2 separate regions of the Mus musculus genome follow, and region 2 is linked to region 1. Evidence: chromatin loops called from intact Hi-C (ENCODE). Cell type or tissue: heart. All regions are shown on one strand. Links, peaks and the distances in the headings refer to the core of each region. The heading gives the core; the rest is flanking DNA.

Evidence for each region. A loop is a pair of places that touch in the nucleus more often than their neighbours do. Peaks named below come from ENCODE experiments on the same cell type or tissue, not always from the same donor. Only the 100,000 strongest peaks of a DNase experiment are listed, where the experiment ranks them.
Region 2: a loop joins it to region 1, with 6 times the contacts of the local background. A loop is called at or near these places in 11 of 42 quality-filtered maps.

What each region holds. Positions count from the first base shown.
Region 1 is chr9:78,340,427-78,352,047 of GRCm38, reverse strand. It overlaps Gsta2 (glutathione S-transferase, alpha 2 (Yc2)), which reads left to right and starts at 4,903. Exons shown (of 7, transcript NM_008182.3): 1 at 4,903-4,959; 2 at 10,110-10,218. The coding sequence starts at 10,132. In heart, for the core only: no CTCF peak of the experiment used is centred there; no DNase peak of the experiment used is centred there.
Region 2 is chr9:78,287,593-78,299,213 of GRCm38, reverse strand. Gm10639 (predicted gene 10639) reads right to left here and starts at 9,286. Exons shown (of 7, transcript NM_001122660.1): 1 at 9,212-9,286; 2 at 4,322-4,430; 3 at 1,064-1,115; 4 at 145-277. The coding sequence starts at 4,408. In heart, for the core only: a CTCF peak has its summit at 2,923 (motif pointing right); no DNase peak of the experiment used is centred there.

The DNA.
Region 1 (11,621 bases), core at 1,478-9,477:
TGAATGATAGCAGCTCTCACTGTGATAGTTTAGCCCCTCCCCAAACCAGATTCTTGCAGGCAACACTCAGAAAGCAGAGGCAGACTGATCTCAGAATTCAAGGTCAGCTTGGTCTACAAGGCCAGTTCAAGAACAACTACTTACAAATACCATGCCTCAGAAAAACAAACAAACAAACAAAAAACCAAGGGAAAACAAACAAAAGGTCCCAATTCAAAGAATGAAATCTAAAGATGTTTGGATTGGAGTCCTCTTCTGGCAATTTGGTCTTTATGCATGTTTAATCAGCAAATGTGGTTCTCAGCAGGATGGGCATTTGACAGTTATCACTGGATTGGCAAAGCTCTCTTCCGGACTCTGCCCACACCCGACAACCTCGTGATCCACACACCCAAACAACAGGCAAAACATTCGGAGACATCTTGAAGTAGTTCTATATGAATTAAAACAAAGAAAGAGGGCTGGAGAGATGGCTCAGAGGTTAAGAGCACTGACTGCTCTTCCAGAGGTTCTGAGTTCAATTCCCAGCAACCACATGGTGGCTCACAAACATCTGTAATAAGATCTGACACCCTCTTCTGGAGTGTCTGAAGACAGCTACAGTGTATTTATGTATAATAATAAATAAATCTTAAAAAAAAACAAAGAAAGAAAGAAATGAAGAGAAAGAAAGAAAGAAAGGAAGGAAGAAAGGAAGGGAGGGAGGGAGGAAGGAAGGAAAAGAAAGAAAGGCAGAAGTCTTGGATCCAGAATAAGAAATAAATATAAACCCAGAATGGCTTTACTATTATAGTAAAGGAAGTATAGGAAGACTCCAAATATTTCTTTTTTTAAAAAAAGACTTATTTATTATTATAATTAAGTACACTGTATCTGTCTTCAGACACACCAGAAGAGGGCATCAGATCTCATTACAGGTGGTTATGAGCCACCATGTGGTTGCTGGGATTTGAACTCAGGACCTTCAGAAGAGCAGTCAGTGCTCTAGCCCACTGAGCCATCTCACCAGCCCCAAATATTTCTTATTGCATATGATCCTGAGAAATCACATGGTGAGGGAGAAACCGCATTAATTTACCTTATTTTGCATATATATACACATATGTAACATATATATAATATATATACATATAACACACACACACATCTTCAATCAAGTTATCTGAAAATAACAAGGAGGGCCTGAGTTGGCCCAGTTGGTCATTCTTCAGTGTTAGGTCACAGGGTCATTTGAGAGCGTTAAGGAAATCATAAGGTAAGGAGATACATATGTTTGAAATGGGGAAGTCTTACACAAGCTGTTTCTTATGCCAAAAAAGCTTACTAAAGAAGTGCAGCCGGGGCTGGTGAGATGGCTCAGTGGGTAAGAGCACCCGACTGTTCTTCCAAAGGTCCGGAGTTCAAATCCCAGCAACCACATGGTGGCTCACAACCATCCGTAACGAGATCTGACTCCTTCTTCTGGAGTGTCTGAAGACAGCTACAGTGTACTTACATATAATTAATAAATAAATAAATCTTTAAAAAAAAAAAAAAAGAGTTAAAAAAAAAAAAAAAAAAAGAAGTGCAGCCATTGTGTTGGAGGGGAACCTCTCAGAAGCAAAGGGGAGGGGTGATTGGGGGCAACATTTGTGATGTAAATAATAAAAGAAAACTAATTAAGAGACAAGAAGTACATCCATGTTATTTATTATGTTGAGGAGAGAAAGTGGGCAAGGACAGTGGAAGGAAGCTATCTTACACAGGGACAAAGTCAGCAGGAGGCTAATCACACAATGTTGAACAAAGGAAACAGATGGGGTGACTTGAACATTTCAGATGGAGCACACTGTGGCCTTGGGACTGATAATTGAGTCTCTTCATGAGAAAAGCCAAGTTCCCAGGAACCAAAACTCTCAATCCTTCAAGGCCAGGACTTCATCCCCAAACTGGCCTTGACAAGTCTACTCCTTAGCAAAGACACAGAACTAGGGTCTTTTTTGTCCTTTTACTGAGGCCTCTGATGAAGCCTAAAATTGGTCTACTCTCAATAAGGCCCAAGACACATTCCAAATCATGGCTAGCATTCTTCACGAGCACACCTTTTTTTCCCCCCATTAACTTTTAAGGGACTGCCGGGCGTGGTGGCGCACGCCTTTAATCCCAGCACTCGGGAGGCAGAGGCAGGCGAATTTCTGAGTTCGAGGCCAGCCTGGTCTACAGAGTGAGTTCCAGGACAGCCAGGGCTATAAAGAGAAACCCTGTCTCAAAAAAAAAAAAAAAAAAGAAAAAAAAAAAAAACTTTTAAGGGACAAAGAGAAACAGCCTCAGAGTGGTGTGACAAAGGGGTCTTGGTGTCTACATTAACCTTCACACTGGGGAACAGTATTTGGGGGTCTATACCTTTGAGCTTGTCTTTTCCATGTAAGAACTCTGCCCCAGGCTCTTGGGAGCATGGCAGAGCAGGCTATACCACCAAGCTGCACTCTCAGCCCCGTGAAACTTTTCTGAAGCCCAAGTAATTTTAAAGAACACATTTGAAGGACACATCAAATTTTTATTTCAGATAAAGTCCAGGAATTGCAACAAAGAGCTTGGACATTTGTTAGTCTGGTGGAGTAGCACATGATAAATCACTCAACTGTCCTTTCTACACCTGCACAAAGGGACACATCTCCAACACTCAAGGGAAGTTGGTCACATGCCCATCGTGGCCTTTCTGCCGCACACCTGGCCAGCCATGGGAACTTGGAACTAAAACTTGGAACTAAGCCCTGGAGAATTCTTCACTCAGGGTTTTTTTTTTTTTTGGTTTTTCGAGACAGGGTTTCTCTGTGTAGCCCTGGCTGTCCTGGAACTCACTTTGTAGACCAGGCTGGCCTGGAACTCAGAAATCCACCTGCCTCTGCCTCCAGAGTGCTGCACTCAGTGCTTCACTCCATCTGTAAAGGGACCTGGTGGAGGCAGTGCAGCATGCCCAGAGGATGGAGAGGAGAAGGATGGAGAGGATGGAGAGGAAAAGGCTGGAGAGAAGGAGGGCCAGCTGAAGAAACATGAGTGTGGAGCCTGGACTGCAGAGAAAGGCTAAAGTGCAGGCAGGCTTGAAGAACAGGGCCTCCACATGACCATAGGAAAATGGCACAGAACAGGCAGGCAGCTGAGCGCTTCCTTTCCAGGCTAGGACAATGCACTCAGCTCTAAGGCAAAGGCAGTCCTCAGCAGGACTCCTGACTCAGCCCTTGCTGTGCACTGTAGATCTCCCAGTTGTCTCTACTGGCATTGCTCTCCTGGGACATCTCCTTTCACCACGAGTTTCCTTCCCTCCTCTGCCATAGGCTGTCAGGCTGTGACAGGGACTCTTTCATGAGCAGTGTTCAAACACAACTCATCCCTGTGGCTGAGACCCTGTGTGCACATATGTGTACCATGAAATGCGGAATGGCTAGGTTGTCATCTGTTTTTAGCAAAGTGAAGGGTCCTTGAAGAACGAAATTCTATAGCTGAAGAGAAATTAGCAGTGGACACCAAGATAAAAAGAGGCCAGCCCTCCTTTCTGGTAGGGTATACAGCCTTAGGCATGTGACAGGCATCTCGGAGGCCAGCCAGATCATCAGGTAATGATTAATAACCAAGACCCATGAACCATGGATTAACTAAAATCATGAATCAGCTTGTGGGTGTGTGAGTGAGGTCAGCGAGAATGACCTTGTTGTGGATAAGAGCCCTGTCTGAACTTGGCAGGAAGGATCAGTAATTCTCACTAGCTTGGAAATGACATTGCTAATGGTGACAAAGCAACTTTCCCACAGGAGTAACTGCAGGGACTCACAGGCTGCACTGAGACCTAGAGCAGGCTGGACAGAATGTGACTGGTCACCAGATAAAGTTAAGTGTGAGCTGTGTCCGTCTTCTCTGCCCTCTGGCTCTTGAGTTTTTTAAATCAAAACAGGGCAAAGATTAAGACAGATATCATGCTATTTGCAGGATTTTAATATTAACATGCTTCATCAGATAAAACAAGCAGGGAGCAGTGTGACCTGTTGTGTTTAACTTAGCCTTGAATTTGAGACAATGCATTAATTCTGCAATTTAAGGCTCCTTAAAAAACCATCTCCCTAATTCAGCAGTTTAAAGTCAAACTTTGTTATGAGAGCTGAGAGTTCTGTGGGGTGACTCAGGTAAGGATGGTCATACTGTTTGAGACTCTCAAGTGGTTTTCCCTTCTTTCCTTCCTATCCCTCGATTCCACGTGTGTGTGTGTGTGTGTGTGTGTGTGTAAGAGAGAGAGACAAGAAAGAAAGAAAGGAAGAAAGAAAGAAAGAAAGAAAGAAAGAAGGAAAGAAAGGAAGAGAAAGAAAAGAAGGAGGAGGAGAAGAAGAAAAGAAGAAGAAGAAGATGATGATGAAGAAGAAGAAGAAGAAGAAGAAGAAGAAGAAGAAGAAGAAGAAGAAGAAGAAGAAGAAGAAGAAGAAAAGGAAGAAAGGGAAGAAGAAGGAGAAGGAGAAGGAGAAGGAGAAGGAGCAGGAGCAGGAGAAGGAGAAGGAGAAGGAGAAGGAGAAGGAGAAGGAGAAGGAGAAGAGAAGGAGAAGGAGAAGGAGAAGGAGAAGGAGAAGGAGAAGGAGAAGGAGAAGGAGAAGGAGAAGGAGAAGGAGAAGGAGAAGAGTTCCTATAGAGTTCTTTATAGACGCATGTATGAGGATCATTTACAGGCTCAGAGGAACCTTATCAGGAACTGGCTATATTAGAGGACTCTAAATTTTCAGGAAGGGGTGGGGATTCATTAGTCCCTCTTCCTGATTTGTCACCTTTCTAGTCTATCATGAAACTCTGGTATCTTGGACTCTATGTGTGTCTATGGGAGGGGCTGATCCCTATTGGTCCCTATACTGGGTAAGAATTGTTGCCTTACTAAAGTAGCGTGCACACTCCTCTGGAGCTGGATTGGGAGCTGAGTGGAGAAGAAGCCAGGACTCTCACTAGGTCAGTGTTCTCTCTTATAACCTGTGGAACCTGTTCCCAGGTCTGCAGCACTGCAAACTAGTTTTTCAGCGTTTTATTTAGTTAGCATGCACTGATTGCATAAGATAATTGGATTTATTATGTAATCCTCACCCATGTATATAATAGGCTCTGCTCATATTCAATGTCCATTACGATTGATTTACCTGCATTTGGTTCTGGTTCATATGCATTGCTTTGAGACTGAACATCCAGTAGCCACCTATTGCTCCCCCTCTATTCCTTCTTCGGTTCTCCCTCCCTCCAGGTCCCTTCCTCCCTCCATCTCTCCCTCCTCCAGTCTCCCGTCCTCCTCTTCTATCCTTTCTTCTTCCCTTCTGTTCCTTCCTCCTCTCCTTCTCCTCTTTTTTCCCCTTCTACTTCTGTCTGTCCCCTCCTTCCTGCCCCTCCTTCAGTGTCACTGAGCCAAAGGGTGGGGTTTAACAGATTTGCAGGGGAATCTAAGGGCATGGGATTTAGGATATCGAGGAGTGGGTCTGTCCTGCCCTCTCAGGAAAAATGAAGATCAACAATGTTCTTCTCCTGAACTGCATCCCCAAACCCACAGAGAACTTGCAGATTCCTCTCTCTTAAGAAGTGAAATTCACCACAGACCGTCCCGGGTCCCCTCCGAAACCAGGTTCCCAGCTCGGTTTTCTAGGTCATTTGTGTCTGTCATGTGTTCCCATTGCCTTGATCATTCTGTTGAACAGAGTAGCAGGTTTCATACTTAGGATTTCTACTTTATTACTAGTTTATTATCTAAATACCCAACACAATTTGTATTTTTAAATGGTGAGCCAGAGCAAGGAAGTAGGAAAAAGAAAGTGTGAATCTTGAACCATCTGAGGACCCTGGCTATACCAGGGTTTCCATCCAATACCAGGAAAGAGGCCGTCTACTTATTTCCTTTAGAAACTAAAGAGTATGTAAGAAGATACAGCAGGAATAAAGTCCTTCTGTAGAACGAGGCTGAATGCAAGCTCCGACACTCAGCAGTTATGTGGCCAGTCCTGTACTGAGATTCAAGGCAGTCACAAACATGGAGAAGGCTCTAGGACTCTTGGGTAGCATGCAGCTCTAACTCTGGGAGGTTAGAGAGAGCCACACAGCTCAGCATGGATGTCATGTATAAGGCACTCGTCACCAAGAAGGCTGCAAGGCAGTAGCCTGACCAATGTTGTGCACTGACTGCAGTGTGGGGAGGATGGAGCAAAGGACTTCCCTGAGAGCCTCAGCGTCTCAGAGTCCCTGGGATGTCCTCCAGACTGAGCTGTCCAGGGCAAACTAGCACTTGCTCATGGGGAAAAACAAAGAAAACCAGAAAGACAAAAAGAACAGAGCTTCATAATGTGCTGCAGGCAGCTGTTAGGCGACCATGAGGAGCAGCTGCAATCTGAGGGTAGGAAGGCTGACATCTGTGCTGAGGCTGGGTGATGCTGGCCCAGGAGGCAGAGGCCACATGAGCAGAGCAGTCAGGGACTTCTCAGTCTGGAAGGCTTCTCCCTCCAGCCCGGGCTTTAATGGCTGCAGAGATGATGGTGCTCAGCTTGAATTCCAAGAGCAGAGCTTGCTCTTGCTCAGTTAGGAGTCTGTAAGTCTGGGGTCTGCATAGGGTTCTAGCCCATGCAGAGCAAAGCCCAAACGAAGTCATTACCCTGTTCCCTTCCAGCCTTTATCATCCTCTGGCCTTGTAAACTGCTCAGTGCAGGCGATTATAAAGCTCCTACTGCACTCCTTCAAAATAGAAATAAACATTTGTATATAAACCAGAAAGAGGGCATAAAAAGGAGGGGAGAACATCGTAAGTTTATCTGAGCTGGCACAGTTAACTCTTTTATGTATAAAGAATCCAGCCACACAGGCGTTGGCACATAAATAGAGTGAGAGGAAAAATACACTCAGGCTAAAACTGTCACCAGACAGAGCCTGCACAGCGCGCGCTGGTCCTGGGCATCAGCCTGCATTGACCATTCCCGAGCTACAGGCGAGGAGCTGATGGTGGGTCAGGCACTGACACGTCGTGGCTCCTGGTGGAACTTTCCCTCTGACTTCTTGTTTTTGCATCTCAAAGAGTTTAGATACTTTATTGCCTAAAAATGTTAAATGTTGTGACCAAAAGGTAGTTTTATGTCACGACTCTTTTTTTTTTTTTTTTTTTTTTTTTGCGAGACAGGGTTTCTCTGTGTAGCCCTGGCTGTCTTAGAACTCACTCTGTAGACCAGGCTGGCCTCGAACTCAGAAATCCACCTGCCTCTGCTCCCAAGTGCTGGGATTAAAGGCATGTGCCACCACTGCCTAGCTAAGTCACAACTCTTAAAAAAATTTTTTTAAAAGGTCAGCAAGATAGCTCAGGGTAAAGGTGCTTGCCGCCAAGGCTGATGACCTGAGGTAAATCTGGAGTACTTAGAGTGAGAAGAGAGAACTGACTCTAGTTAGCTGCTCTCTGACCTCTCCATGTGCCCAGTGGTTAGTGTATGCCCACATTCATTCACAGACACACCAATCAATAATAAATAAACGATAAAAAACCCAACCACTTATAAAAATATAACTGAAATTGTTCCCAAGTCTGAGTGATTGGACTCCTCCTGGCTCTTTAGTGTAGCCTATAGGTGTTTACAACCACACCCCTGATATGCCCTGCCCGACTCGACTGCTGAGCTTGCCTGGTGATTGTGTGAGGTTTTCTTTGTTGTGGTGTTGTCCCTCCCTAGTAGTATGAACTAGAGCAGTAGTTCTCAGCAGAGAGCAATGTGCCTGCCCCCTAAGAGACATTTGACCAGGCCTAGAGGTGGTTTGAACTGACTGGGGGATAAATAGGCTGTCGGCTCAGTTAATGAACTACATTAAACTACATTGCCCACAGTGTCACAGAGCCAAAGAACCATCATCTGGCCAAAACCACCAGTGCCAAATATCCTTGAAACAGCAACTGAGAACTCTCTGACTTTACAGCAATACCTACTTCTTACATCTATGTCGGCCCGGAGTGCGGTCATGTGCACACGCACAAGAAAGTATAACTAATAGTAAGGTCTTACTCAGAATTACTCAGTTTCCACACAAGAAACCCACATAGAGAACTGTAGTGTTGATTCAGTGGTTAGGAGCATACATTGCTCTTCTAAAGGACAGAGTTCAGTTCCCAACCCCCATATCAGGTGGCTTTCAACAGTATAACTCCAGCTCTAGAGGCTATAATGTCTTCTAGCCTTTATAGCCATGGCACCCATGCTCACATGCATGTCCATACTTCCATGCACACACATTCTCACACACACACACACACACACATACACACACACACACACACACACACACACAAATAGAATCCTAGCTGCTCATGGTGGCACACGCCTTTAATCCCAGCACTTGGGAGGCAGAGGCAGGCGGGTTTCTGAGTTCGAGGCCAGCCTGGTCTACAGAGTGAGTTCCGGGACAGCCAGGGCTACACAGAGAAACTCTGTCTCAAAAAAACAAAAAACAAAACAAAACAAAAAAACAAAAACCCAAAACCAACCATAACAAAAAAACAAAAACAAAAACAAAAAAACAAAAAAAAAGAAAGAAAGAATTTTTTAGAATAGACAGACCCTGAAATTTTCTATCATGTGACAAGGTAAAGACTCTACCCCTGGCCTGTGATGTTGACTTACAGTCACTGAGCAGCAGGGACCCAGCGTGTCTGCCCACTGTGCAGGATATCAGGTGTATCCACCAGGGTTTCCTCCTCAGGGGGCTGGATGACATCATCCCGTCTTCTTGCAAGAGTGACAGCACCGCACCAATGAACTTTGTGATTCACCAAGGTTCAATGAGCGCCTGCCCTTGACGTGGTGCACACCGAAGGTGGTTACTTCCCCTGGGATGTGAGGCTGACAAATCAGCTACTCTCCTCGAAACACGGTCCAGCCACACAGTGGGAAACAGAAGCAGCAGGAGATGACCCTTCTCCTGCAGCAAGAATTGGGCATTGGCACAGCCAGGGTGACATAGAGCCAACGGAAGCTTCTGAACCAAGTGGTCCAGGAGCCAAAGAACCAGGGAGTTTCTGTGCCTCATCCCCTCCGGGATGGCTCTGCATCCAAGGCTCAACAGGCTCCCAGGTTTGGTTTGGTTTCTTTCTTTTTTTTAAAGATTTATTTACTTATTGTATATAAGTAGTACACTGTAGCTGTTCTCAGACACAGACAAGAGAGCATCAGATGTCATTATGGATGGTTGTGAGCCACCATGTGTTTGCTGGGATTTGAATTCAGGACCTCAGGAAGAGCAGTCAGTACTCTTAACCGCTGAGCCATCTCCTCTAGCCTGGCTCCCAGCTTTTTAGTCACTGTAGGCTCCAGGCAACTCTGCTTCTGACCTCAAGGTGAAGGCCTATGGGCAGCTGAGACTGGTTTGGTGCAGCTGCAGGTTGATGGTTACCAATGGGTGAAAGATTAAGTTACAAAGCTCTCCTGTCTTCATCAGGGTTTCTATTCCTTGCTTCTTGAGCAAGTTGGAGGAAAAAAGGATTTATTCAGCTTATACTTCCACATTGCCGTTCATCACCAAAGAAAGTCCGGACCGGAACTCAAGCAGGTCAGGAAGCAGGAGCTGATGCAGAGGCCATGGAGGGATGTTACTTACTGTCTTGCTTCCCCAGGCTTGCTCAGCTTGCTTTCTTTTCTCTTTTCATTTCTTTTCTTTTTCCTTTTCTTTTTTCTCTTCTTTCTTTCTTTTTCTTTTCTTTTTTTGGTGTTTCAAGACTGGGTTTCTCTGTGTAGCCCTGGCTGTCCTGGAACTCACCCTGTAGACCAGGCTGGCCTTGAACTCAGAAATCTGCCTGCCTTTCTTATAGAACCCAAGAATACCAGCCCAGGGATGGCAGTGCTCACAATGGGCCCTTCCACCTTGATCACTGAAAAAATGCTGCACAGCTGGATCTCATGGAGGCATTTCCTCAAGGGAGACCCTTTCTCTGATAACTCCAGCTTGTGTCAAGTTGACACACAAAACCAGCCAGTACATCTCTCTCGGCTCCCTGCAAGCCAGCCATGGAGGAGGCAGACTGCCCTCTCCAGTGTGTGTTACTAAACACATTCACCCCACAGGCTCCTGGGCTGACCTCTCTGCCTTTTCACCCCTAGACCGTGAACCACAGTTGCTGCAATGGCCGGGAAGCCCGTGCTTCACTACTTCAATGCCCGGGGCAGAATGGAGTGCATCAGGTGGCTCCTGGCTGCAGCAGGGGTGGAGGTAGGTTGTGCAGGGTTCCACAGCTGGACCTCAGAGCCAGTTTTAAAAACTTCTCTAAGCTGAGAGACTCCATGCCAGGAGAAGCTCAGGAAGTTTGCCTTTAATGGTTAACTGTCTAGTACTAAAAAGGGGATGGATCGACTGGACATAGTGAAATTTTACTGTGCTTTCTAGGAAAAAGTCATTCACAATTAAAAGACATTTACAGGAGAAAAAAAATCAAATAATGAATCGCTTACTTGATATTAATCAAATTACATAATGAAACCTGGAAACAGAAACTTGAATACTGGTTATTAGGTGGCACTAATTGATTATTACAGATTTATGGTATGATCTTGTGACTTTAGGAAAGCCACTGTTCATTCAAAATGACTCTATATGTTTGAAGTATATATGTTATGTGAGGTGTTTGTGCTGCCGACCTGTGACAGCACAGGACTGTGTGACATTACAATCGATCTCAGAGAAGATGGGCACAGAGATGAGCAGGGTGGCCTGCAGCTGGGGTATTGGAGCTGGGGACTGACAGATAGACATTCTTGTATCTTGTAGTTTTACAGTAGAGAACCTGAAGTTTCTATGATAAAGGTGGTTTAAAGGGGCAGGGACTGAAGTGACAGCTCAGTGGCTAAAATCCCACACTGTTCTTGCAGAGGACGGGTACAGGCTGCTCAGAAACACCTGTCACTCTAACCCCAGAGGGTTCCATGCCTTTGACCATCATGGGCAATTGAGCAGACATGTGCATGCACACACACACACACACACACACACACACTTTTCTACATATAGTATAAAAACACTAAAAGGGATAAACTATATCAGAAAACTAAATAGAGTTATTTTATTTTTTTTTTTCGAGACAGGGTTTCTCTGTGTAGCCCTGGCTGTCCTGGAATTCACTTTGTAGACCAGGCTGGCCTCGAACTCAGAAATCCACCTGCCTCTGCCTCCCGAGTGCTGGGAATAAAGGCGTGTGCCACCACGCCAGGCTCTACAGTTAAATTTAAAACACCCACCACAAATGAGAGGCCTGACACAAAAGGTTGTAACAAAAGACCTGTTGAAACGGAACAACACTCAGTAATCAAATGAGTTTCCCATGACTATCAAACGGCAGGCACAGGGCTGTCGGGAGAGTATAAGTGGTGAATAAGAGAGAGCTCACATCCTCAGGCAGCCTCCATGTCTGTGAGCTTCAGCTTTCAGTGTGAGTGGCCCAGGTGAGGAGGGGACAGCAGCATTCAGCAGCTAAATGCTTTCCTTTCAAGCTTTTGAGCAGAAAATGCAGGTAGGCTTTAGTGCTGCCCTCTAGCGGCGACTCTGGGGAAACACCTCCCAGGTCACACAGGGGGGCTCAGCAGTTAAAGATGCCTGGGGATGAAGTGGTGGACACTGCT
Region 2 (11,621 bases), core at 2,379-10,378, 54 kb after region 1:
CCTCCACCCTCTGCCATACTTGGCCTAAGTGTTTATGCCCAGAACCACCATAGACACAAACCCTGCCACTCTCTTGCTCACTTAAGGAGGAACCCAAATGCTTCCCTTGTTTCCCATGGGGTAATAACAAGAAATACGTCATACAGGGCTCTCTCCTTCATGTCCTTCCCATAGAGGTCATATTTGGTGGCGATGTAGTTGAGAATGGCTCTGGTCTGCACCAGCTTCATCCCATCAATCTCCACCATGGGCACTTGGTCAAACATCAAATTCCCATCTGTGAAAAGAAAAAGGGAAAACATCTGTGGAGTGTCCCAGACTCACTTCTTGGGAGCAGAAAAGTATTGAAGTTTCTCAACATGCAGAGGATAGGTAAGGAGCAGCTGTCTTTCAAGTGGAATCTCGTTTATTTTAGCCCCTGCTTCCTCTCTCTCTCACCCATCTCATCCTTTTTTGAGCATCTCTCACTCACCTTAATTTCCTATCCACGTATATATTATATCTCTCATGCATGATTGTATGTTCACATCCTTGGGTGAATTAAGGAGGTGAGGAGGGACAGCCAAAGGATACCATGCAAACACAGCTAAGTAGGGAGTCTGAAAGTCTCATTATGTTCATGGCATTAGGGTATTTCTTATGTAGTGAGTCACCTTCTGGTCCTCTAGCCAGCATCTGCCAGAGGATAGTAACCCATCAGAGGCTATAATAAAAATGTTTGAGAAAAAAACCCTCCCAGCTGTTTCTCCACCCATGATTTAATCTCTGGTCACATGTTTGTGGTTGGTGGGCAGAGTGTGTAAAACACAGAATAAATGAGTGAACCTGAGTGAACTAGCTGATGAGGAAATCATGAGAAAACATTCCCAAGTCACCAGACAAATCCTTGGAGACACTTGACCATGCCCCTATTCCCACTGTTCCACGTCACTCAGGGAGCCCCACCAGGTACATCAGACCACTCTGCCATTCTAACTACTCCCACCCACCACCCACCAACATCACCTTCAGACAGGCCTTTACCGAGGCACCTCACTGATATCACACAGATACTCTGTGTTACCTTTTTTTAGCTTTTCCAAATCTTCCGGACTCTGTATAAACTTCTCTTCAAACTGAAAGTAGGAAAATAAAAGCATGCTCATTAGCTCCTTCTGTGTTACTGTAGACCTTTGAACTTCAGTGGTCCCTGTTGGGTACTTCATCTGCAGAACTGAAAACCTCCAGGAGATACAAAGGAGTCTATTCATGGCCACTTGGAAATTCAGAATAGATTGTTCAGCAGATGGGCATTGAGCACAATCAAGCTGCTCATTCTTGGCTCGTTCTTCCTCTAGAACTCATGATGGCCATGCTTAGGTCCTAAGAAGAGAGAGATCTCCCTGGCAGGCAAGCACTGAGACTTTGTTAAGGTTTTGGCACTCAGGAAAGCCTGCTAATTCCCCTGAGAAGAGGATAGAAATTTCCAGATCTCCATCATGGTGTTTGGCATGGACCACTTGGGTTTTGTTTCTTTAGGATTTAGTTTTACTAATTTTAATTGTACATGCATTCAAACGTGTGTGTGTGTGTGTGTGTGTTTGTGTGTGTGTTTGTGTGTGTGTGTGTTTGTGTGTGTGTTTTGTACATATGAATACATTCCTCCTGGAGGTCAAGATCATGGAGGCCAGGTGTAGAGAGTCCCTTGAGGCTGGAGTAACAGGCAGTTATTAGCTGTCTTATCTGGGTGCTGAAAACCACAGAAGATTTCCTGCATGTTCAGTAAGAACTCTAAGCTCTGTGTGGTGGCACACGCCTTTAATCCTAGGACTTGGGAGGCAGAGGCAGGCAGATTTCTGAGTTTGAGGCCAGCCTGGTCTACAAAGTGAGTTCCAGGACAGCCAGGGCTATACAGAGAAACCCTCTCTCAAAAAAAAAAAGAAATGTAAACTGCTAAGCCACTACACCAGCCCTTTGGTAAAGTTGCTTATTTCTCCGGGCCATTGTTGTGTTTTTCATATATGTATGTGTTTTATGTATGAGTATTAAATGCTTTTGTGTGCACATACCCAGTGACAACCCACCATGGCCGTTATATATGTTAATGGGACCTGAAGCCATGTTTAATCTCCAGCCTTCTTAAGTAAACTAAACCACTCATTTTCCTTCAGACTGTAAAGAATTTTTTAGCTTTTCAAGGTTGAAAATCAGCTTCAAACTTGCCTAGTGAGATTGCTGATGGTTCCACAACCTGACAGGATCGGGTTGATAGGCAACGTAAATAGAAGCATCAGCAATTTGCACAGCCTTCAGAGAAGTACAGGGATCACACAGCAGTCATCACAGATGGGGGCTGAATTGTGATGGGCTGGTGGGGGTGAGGTCGACGGTGAGAGTGATGCCAATGGCTGTCCTTCAGGCACATGGCATCTGCAAGGTTTGAGCCTGCTCTCTAACAGCCCCACCCACTGCCTTCCCAGTCACTATGGGACTCAGAAGAGGAAGGCTTCTGTGCAGATGGCCCCATCCCTGCCTTCCTCTTGTGCTGAACTCAGCACCCCAGTGGCTTAGCACATATCCCCCAGCCACAATGCTGTCATATGGACTCTGGAGCCCATTATGTGTTTATTTAAAGCATTCACCCCGGGGACAGCTCTGAAGTGTCTCTGTCCTATGTTCTCCTTCATTCAGAAAGGATCCAAAGGAAGCCCTTATCTTTTAGGAATGGAGAAGGTGCGATTCCACAGCTGAGGTAAACACTTGGCTATGATTCTGCGGGAGGACACCAGCGGCCTTTCTGGGATGCCACTTCATCCTTTAAGCCTCCCATTCTGCTGCTATCTGAGGACCTGATCTCCAGCCAGCAGTGTCCACCACTTTATCCCCAGGCATCCCTATCTGCTGAGCCTCCCTGGTGTGACCTGGGAGGTGTTTTCCCCAGAGTCGCCGCTAGAGGGAAGCACTAAAGCCTACCTGCATTTTCTGCTCAAAAGCTTGAAAGGAAAGCATGTAGCTGCTGAATGCTGCTGCCCTCTCCTCACCTGGGCCACTCACACTGAAAGCTGAAGCTCACAGACGTGGAGGCTGCCTGAGGATGTGAGCTCTCTCTTATTCACCACTTATACTCTCCCGACAGCCCTGTGCCTGCTATTTGATAGTCATGGGAAACTGATTACTGAGTGTTGCTCAGTTTCAACAGGTCGTTTGTTACAACCTTTCTGTTGGACCTCTCATTTGTGCTGGGGGTTTTAAATTTAACTGTAGAAGCCGGGTGTGGTGGCACACGCCTTTATTCCCAGCACTCAGGAGGCAGAGGCAGGCAGATTTCTGAGTTCAAGGCCAGCCTGGTCTACAAAGTGAGTTCCTGGACAGCCAGGGCTACACAGAGAAACCCTGTCTCAAAAACAAAAACAAAAACAAAAACAAAACAAAACAAAACAACAACAAAAAAAAACCCAAAAAAACAAAAACAAAAACAAAAAACCTCTATTTAGTTTTCTGATATAGTTTATCCCTGTTTATCCCTTTTAATGTTTTTATACTATATGTGGAAAGGTGTGTGTGTGTGTGTTTGTGTGTGTGTTTGTGTGTGTGTGCATGCACATGTCTGCTCAATTGCCCATGATGGTCAAAGGCATGGAACCCTCTGGGGTTAGAGTGACAGGTGTTTGTGAGCAGCCTGTACCCGTCCTCTGCAAGAACAGTGTGGGATTTTAACCCCCATCACTTCAGTCCCGGCCCCTTTAAACCATCTTTATCATGGAAACTTCAGGTTCTCTACTGTAAAACTACAAGATACAAGAATGTCCATCTGTCAGTCCCCAGCTCCAATACCCCAGCTGCAGGCCACCCTGCTCATCTCTGTGCCCATCTTCTCTGATACCGACTGTAATGTCACACAGTCCTGTGCTGTCACAGGTCGGCAGCACAAACACCTCACATAACTTATATACTCCAAACATATGGAGTCTTTTTGAATGAACAGTGGCTTTCCTAAAGTCACAAGGTCATACCATAAATCTGTAATAATCAATTAGTGTCACCTAATAACCAGTATTCAAGTTTCTGTTTCCATATTTTATTATGTAATTTGATTAATCTCAAGTAAGCGATTCATTATTTGATTTTTTTCTCCTGAAAATGTCTTTTAATTGTGAATGACTTTTTCCTAGAAAGCACAGTAAAATTTCACTATGTCCAGTCGATCCATCCCCTTTTTAGTACTAGACAGTTAACCATTAAAGGCAAACTTCCCGAGCTTCTCCTGGCATGGAGTCTCTCAGCTTAGAGAAGTTTTTTAAACTGGCTCTGAGGTCCAGCTGCAGAACCCTGCACAACCTACCTCCACCCCTGCTGCAGCCAGGAGCCACCTGATGCACTCCATTCTGCCCCGGGCATTGAAGTGGTGAAGCACGGGCTTCCCGGCCATTGCAGCAACTGTGGTTCACGGTCTAGGGGTGAAAAGGCAGAGAGGTCAGCCCAGGAGCCTGTGGGGTGGATGTGTTTAGTAAGGCACACTGGAGAAGGGCAGTCTGCCTCCTCCATGGCTGGCTTGCAGGGAGCTGAGGGAGATGTACTGGCTGGTTTTGTATGTCAACTTGACACAAGCTGGAGTTATCAGAGAAAGGGCCTCCCTTGAGGAAATGACTCCATGAGATCCAGCTGTGCAGCATTTTTTCAGTGATCAAGGTGGAAGGGCCCATTGTGAGCACTGCCATCCCTGGGCTGGTATTCTTGGGTTCTATAAGAAAGGCGGGCAGATTTCTGAGTTCAAGGCCAGCCTGGTCTACAGGGTGAGTTCCAGGACAGCCAGGGCTACACAGAGAAACCCAGTCTTGAAGCACACACACAAAAGCACAAAAGAAAGAAAGAAAGAAAGAAAGAAAGAAAGACAGACAGACAGAAAGAAAGGAAGAGAAGAAGAAAAAGAAAAAGAAAAAGAAAAAGAAAAAGAAAAAGAAAAAGAAAAAGAAAAAGAAAAAGAAAAAGAAAAAGAAAAAGAAAAAGAAAAAGAAAAAGAAAAAGAAAAAGAAAAAGAAAGAAAGCTGAGCAAGCCTGGGGAAGCAAGCCAGTAAGCAACATCCCTCCATGGCCTCTGCATCAGCTCCTGCTTCCTGACCTGTTTGAGTTCCGGTCCGGACTTTTTTTGGTGATGAAAGGCAATGTGGAAGTGTAAGCTGAGTAAATCCTTTCCTCCCCAACTTGCTTCTTGGTTTGTGCAGGAATAGAAACCCTGACAAAGACAGGAGAGCTTTGTAACTTAATCTTTCACCCATTGGTAACCATCAACCTGCAGCTGCACCAAACCAGTCTCAGCTGCCCATAGGCCTTCACCTTGAGGTCAGAAGCAGAGTTGCCTGGAGCCTACAGTGACTAAAAAGCTGGGAGCCAGGCTGGAGGAGATGGCTCAGCGGTTAAGAGTACTGACTGCTCTTCCTGAGGTCCTGAATTCAAATCCCAGCAAACACATGGTGGCTCACAACCATCCATAATGACATCTGATGCTCTCTTGTCTGTGTCTGAGAACAGCTACAGTGTACTACTTATATATAATAAGTAAATAAATCTTTAAAAAAAAGAAAGAAACCAAACCAAACCTGGGAGCCTGTTGAGCCTTGGATGCAGAGCCATCCCGGAGGGGATGAGGCACAGAAACTCCCTGGTTCTTTGGCTCCTGGACCACTTGGTTCAGAAGCTTCCGTTGGCTCTATGTCACCCTGGCTGTGCCAATGCCCAATTCTCACTGCAGGAGAAGGGTCATCTCCTGCTGCTTCTGTTTCCCACTGTGTGGCTGGACCGTGTTTCGAGGAGAGTAGCTGATGTGTCAGCTTCACATCCCAGGGGAAGTAACCACCTTCGGTGTGCACCACGTCAAGGGCAGGCGCTCATTGAACCTCGGTGAATCACAAAGTTCATTGGTGCGGTGCTGTCACTCTTGCAAGAAGAGGGGATAATGTCATCCAGCCCCCTGAGGAGGAAACCCTGGTGGATACATCTGATATCCTGCACAGTGGGCAGACATGCTGGGTCCCTGCTGCTCAGTGACTATAAGTCAACATCACAGGCCAGGGGTAGAGTCTTTACCTTGTCACAGGATAGAAAACTTCAGGGTCTGTCTTTTAAAAAGGATTCTATTTTTTTTTTTTTGGTTGTTTTGTTGTTGTTGTTTTTAAAATAGTTGTGACTTAGCCAGGCAGTGGTGGTGCATGCCTTTAATCCCAGCACTTAGGAGGCAGAGGCAGGTGGATTTCTGAGTTCGAGGCCAGCCTGGTCTACAGAGTGAGTTCTAAGACAGCCAGGGCTACACAGAGAAACCCTGTCTCGCAAAAAAAAAAAAAAAAAAAAAAAAAAAAAAAAAAAAAAGAGTTGTGACATAAAACTACCTTTTGGTCACAACATTTAACATTTTTAGGCAATAAAGTATCTAAACTCTTTGAGATGCAAAAACAAGAAGTCAGAGGGAAAGTTCCACCAGGAGCCACGACGTGTCAGTGCCTGACCCACCATCAGCTCCTCGCCTGTAGCTTGGGAATGGTCAATGCAGGCTGATGCCCAGGACCAGCGCGCGCTGTGCAGGCTCTGTCTGGTGACAGTTTTAGCCTGAGTGTATTTTTCCTCTCACTCTATTTATGTGCCAACGCCTGTGTGGCTGGATTCTTTATACATAAAAGAGTTAACTGTGCCAGCTCAGATAAACTTACGATGTTCTCCCTCCTTTTTATGCCCTCTTTCTGGTTTATATACAAATGTTTATTTCTATTTTGAAGGAGTGCAGTAGGAGCTTTATAATCGCCTGCACTGAGCAGTTTACAAGGCCAGAGGATGATAAAGGCTGGAAGGGAACAGGGTAATGACTTCGTTTGGGCTTTGCTCTGCATGGGCTAGAACCCTATCCAGACCCCAGACCTACAGACTCCTAACTGAACAGCAAGCTCTGCTCTTGGAATTCAAGCTGAGCACCATCATCTCTGCAGCCGTTAAAGCCCGGGCTGGAGGGAGAAGCCTTCCAGACTGAGAAGTCCCTGACTGCTCTGCTCATGTGGCCTCTGCCTCCTGGGCCAGCATCACCCAGCCTCAGCACAGATGTCAGCCTTCCTACCCTCAGATTGCAGCTGCTCCTCATGGTCGCCTAACAGCTGCCTGCAGCACATTATGAAGCTCTGTTCTTTTTGTCTTTCTGGTTTTCTTTGTTTTTCCCCATGAGCAAGTGCTAGTTTGCCCTGGACAGCTCAGTCTGGAGGACATCCCAGGGACTCTGAGACGCTGAGGCTCTCAGGGAAGTCCTTTGCTCCATCCTCCCCACACTGCAGTCAGTGCACAACATTGGTCAGGCTACTGCCTTGCAACCTTCTTGGTGATGAGTGCCTTATACATGACATCCATGCTGAGCTGTGTGGCTCTCTCTAACATCCCAGAGTTAGAGCTGCATGCTACCCAAGAGTCCTAGAGCCTTCTCCATGTTTGTGACTGCCTTGAACCTCAGCACAGGATTGGCCACGTAACTGCTGAGTAGAAATCCTAAGTATAAAACCTGCTACTCTGTTCAACAGAATGATCAAGTCAATGGGAATCCGCATGACAGACACAAATGACCTAGAAAACCGAGCTGGGAACGTGGTTTCAGAGGGGACCCGGGACAGTCTGTGGTTAATTTCACTTCTTTTTTTTTTTTTCCATTTTTTATTAGGTATTTAGCTCATTTACATTTCCAATGCTATACCAAAAGTCCCCCATATCCACCCACCCCCACTCCCCTGCCCACCCACTCCCCCTTTTTGGCCCTGGGGTTCCCCTGTACTGGGGCATATAAAGTTTGCAAGTCCAATGGGCCTCTCTTTCCAGTGATGGCCGACTAGGCCATCTTTTGATATATATGCAGCTAGAGTCAAGAGCTCCGGGGTACTGGTTAGTTCATAATGTTGTTCCACCTATAGGGTTGCAGATCCCTTTAGCTCCTTGGCTACTTTCTCTAGCTCCTCCATTGGGAGCCCTATGATCCATCCATTAGCTGACTGTGAGCATCCACTTCTGTGTTTGCTAGGCCCCGGCATAGTCTCACAAGAGACAGCTACATCTGGGTCCTTTCAATAAAATCTTGCTAGTGTATGCAATGGTGTCAGCGTTTGGATGCTGATTATGGGGTGGATCCCTGGATATGGCAGTCTCTATATGGTCCATCCTTTCATCTCAGCTCCAAACTTTTGTCTCTGTAACTCCTTCCATGGGTGTTTTGTTCCCAAATCTAAGGAGGGGCATAGTGTCCACACTTCAGTCTTCATTCTTCTTGAGTTTCATGTGTTTAGCAAATTATATCTTATATCTTGGGTATCCTAGGTTTGGGGCTAATATCCACTTATCAGTGAGTACATATTGTGTGAGTTTCTTTGTGAACGTGTTACCTCACTCAGGATGATGCCCTCCAGGTCCATCCATTTGGCTAGGAATTTCATAAATTCATTCTTTTTAATAGCTGAGTAGTACTCCATTGTGTAGATGTACCACATTTTCTGTATCCATTCCTCTGTTGAGGGGCATCTAGGTTCTTTCCAGCTTCTGGCTATTATAAATAAGGCTGCTATGAACATAGTGGAGCATGTGTCCTTCTTATCAGTTCACTTCTTAAGAGAGAGGAATCTGCAAGTTCTCTGTGGGTTTGGGGATGCAGTTCAGGAGAAGAACATTGTTGATCTTCATTTTGCCCGAGAGGGCAGGACAGACCCACTCCTCACTATCCTAAATCCCATGCCCTTAGATTCCCCTGCAAATCCATTAAACCCCACCCTTTGGCTCAGTGACACTGAAGGAGGGGCAGGAAGGAGGGGACAGACAGAAGTAGAGGGGGAAAAAAGAGGAGAAGGAGAGGAGGAAGGAACAGAAGGAAAAAAGAAAGGACAGAAGAGGAGGACGGGAGACTGGAGGAGGGAGAGATGGAGGGAGGAAGGGACCGGGAGGGAGGGAGAACCAAAAGAAGGAATAGTGGAGGAGCAATAGGTGGGTACTGGATGTTCAGTCTCAAAGAAATGCATATGAACCAGAACCAAATGCAGGTAAATCAATCGTAATGGACATTGAATATGAGCAGAGCCTATTATATACATGGGTGAGGATTACATAATAAATCCAATTATCTTATGCAATCAGTGCATGCTAACTAAATAAAACACTGAAAAACTAGTTTGCAGTGTTGCAGACCTGGGAACAGGTTCCACAGGTTATAAGAGAGAACACTGACCTAGTGAGAGTCCTGGCTTCTTCTCCACTCAGCTCCCAGTCCAGCTCCAGAGGAGTGTGCACGATACTTTAGTAAGGTAAATTCTTACCCAGGGTGTGGGGACAAATAGGGAACAGCCCCTCCCACAGACACACACAGAGTCCAAGATTCCAGAGTTTCGTGATAGACTAGAAAGGTGCCAAATCATCGGGAGGGGCTGACAAGCCACCACCTTTCCCTGAAGATCTGGCTCCATTCATGAAGTTCTTGGTGTCATGTTTATGGGCCTCTAAGTCACCTCTCCTCTCCATGATCCTGTGAGTAACCTGAAAGAGACATCTTGATTAAGAAGGGAGGAAAAGAAGGAGGAAAAACTGCACTAGGAGCAGAAATAATACCACAGAGTGAACCCTGGGAACCCTCTGCTATGTAGCAATGTGACATTGAACTATTGGGTTTCAGGGATGGCTTGTTAAGTAGCCCTAAATTGCAGAATTAACGCATTGTCTCAAATTCAAGGCTAAGTTGGACACAACAGGTCACACTGCTCCCTCCTTGTTTTCTCTGGTGAAGCATGTTAATATTAAAATCCTGCCATAGCATGATATCTATCTTAATCTTTGTCCTGCTTTGATTAAAAAACTCAAGAGCCAGAGGGCAGAAAGGAGGGACACAGCTCACACTTAACTTTATCTGGATGACCAGTCACATTCTGTCCAGCCTGCTCTAGGTCTCAGTGCAGCCTGTGAGTCCCTGCAGTTACTCCTGTGGGAAAGTTGCTTTGTCACCATTAGCAATGTCATTTCCAAGCTAATGAGAATTACTGATCCTTCCTGCCAAGTTCAGACATGGCTCTTATCCACTGTAGTGGCTATTCCTGGTTGTCAACTTGACAATATTTGGAATGAACTACAATTCGGAATTGGAAGGCTCACCAGTGACCCTTATCTGGAGGCTTGGAGATCCTTATCTGGATCCTGGTTTGAAGATCTTGAGCCATAGTGGCTATGGATTCCAGAAGATTGAATCTCCGAGTTAAGGAACACACCTTAAATCTGGGCTATGCCTTTCATCTGGGATTAAAGGTGTGGTGGAACACACCTTTAATCTGGGCTACACCTTTTGCTGGAGACAATATAAGGACATTGGAAGAAGGGAGTCTAGCTCTTGCTCTTGCTCCTTTGCCTGCTTGCTGCGTGAGACTGAGTAACTGCTAGATCCTTGGACTTCCATTCACAGCTGCGACTGAACAATTGTTGGGAATTCGGCTGCCGACTGTAAGTCATCAATAAATTCCTTTACTATTTAGAGATTATCCATAAGTTCTGTGACTCTAGAGAACCCTGACTAATACAGAAGTTGGTACCAGGAGTGGTTCTAGAGTAACAGAAGTACAAGGATGAATCTTTTAAAATACTGGAATTGGCTTGTTGATCCACCAGCACTTTCAAATATTGAAACCTCTCCAGATTCTCTCCCTCCTGGGAGCTCAGAGAATTTTGAAGACCCATGGTTGAAACTATATTCCGAACTTAAAGAAGCTAATGCCCTTGATTTTCTTAATGAATTAGGTGATTCAGTGCACAAAGCTTTCTACAAGATGGGGAAAAAATCGAAAAATGATTTTACTGGCTGGCTGCTCTTAGTATCTGTGGAAAAAATGATGAATGAAAGGAAGGAGTTGTGTGATAAAATCGAAAGGCTCCAGACACAAGTAAACGATCTAAAAGTTGCTAAGTGTGTCCTTGAGGAGAATCTTCTCTCTTGTAGCAATAGAGCTCAAGTTGCAGAAAATCAAACAGAAACTCTCATTGTAAGGTTGGCTGAACTACAGAGAAAATTCAAGTCTCAGCCTCAGAGTGTGTCGACAGTTAAAGTAAGGGCTCTAATTGGCAAAGAATGGGATCCTACAACATGGGACGGGGATGTGTGGGAAGACCATGTTGAAGCTGAGAATTTTGAATCCTCAGATTCTCAAGGGTTTGCCCCACCTGAGGAAGTAGTACCCTCAGCCCCACCTCTTGAAATAATGCCTTCCCCACATGAGGAAATTAATTTTGCAGAGTCTGCTCACGGCCCACCAATAGTTTCTTCTAGACCTGTAACCAGACTCAAAGCAAAACAGGCTCCTAGAGGGGAGGTAGAAAGTATAGTCCATGAGGAAATTCGCTACACTACTAAGGAGCTTAATGAGTTTGCTAATTCATTCAAGCAGAAACCTGGTGAATATGTGTGGGAATGGATTTTAAGGGTGTGGGATAAGGGTGGAAGGAACATAAAACTAGAGCAGGCTGAGTTTATTGACATGGGTCCTCTGAGTAGAGATTCTAGGTTTAATACGGAAGCTCGCATAGTTAAAAAAGGTGTCAAAAGTTTGTTTGAATGGTTGGCTGAGGTGTTTATCAAAAGATGGCCTACTGGAAATGACTTG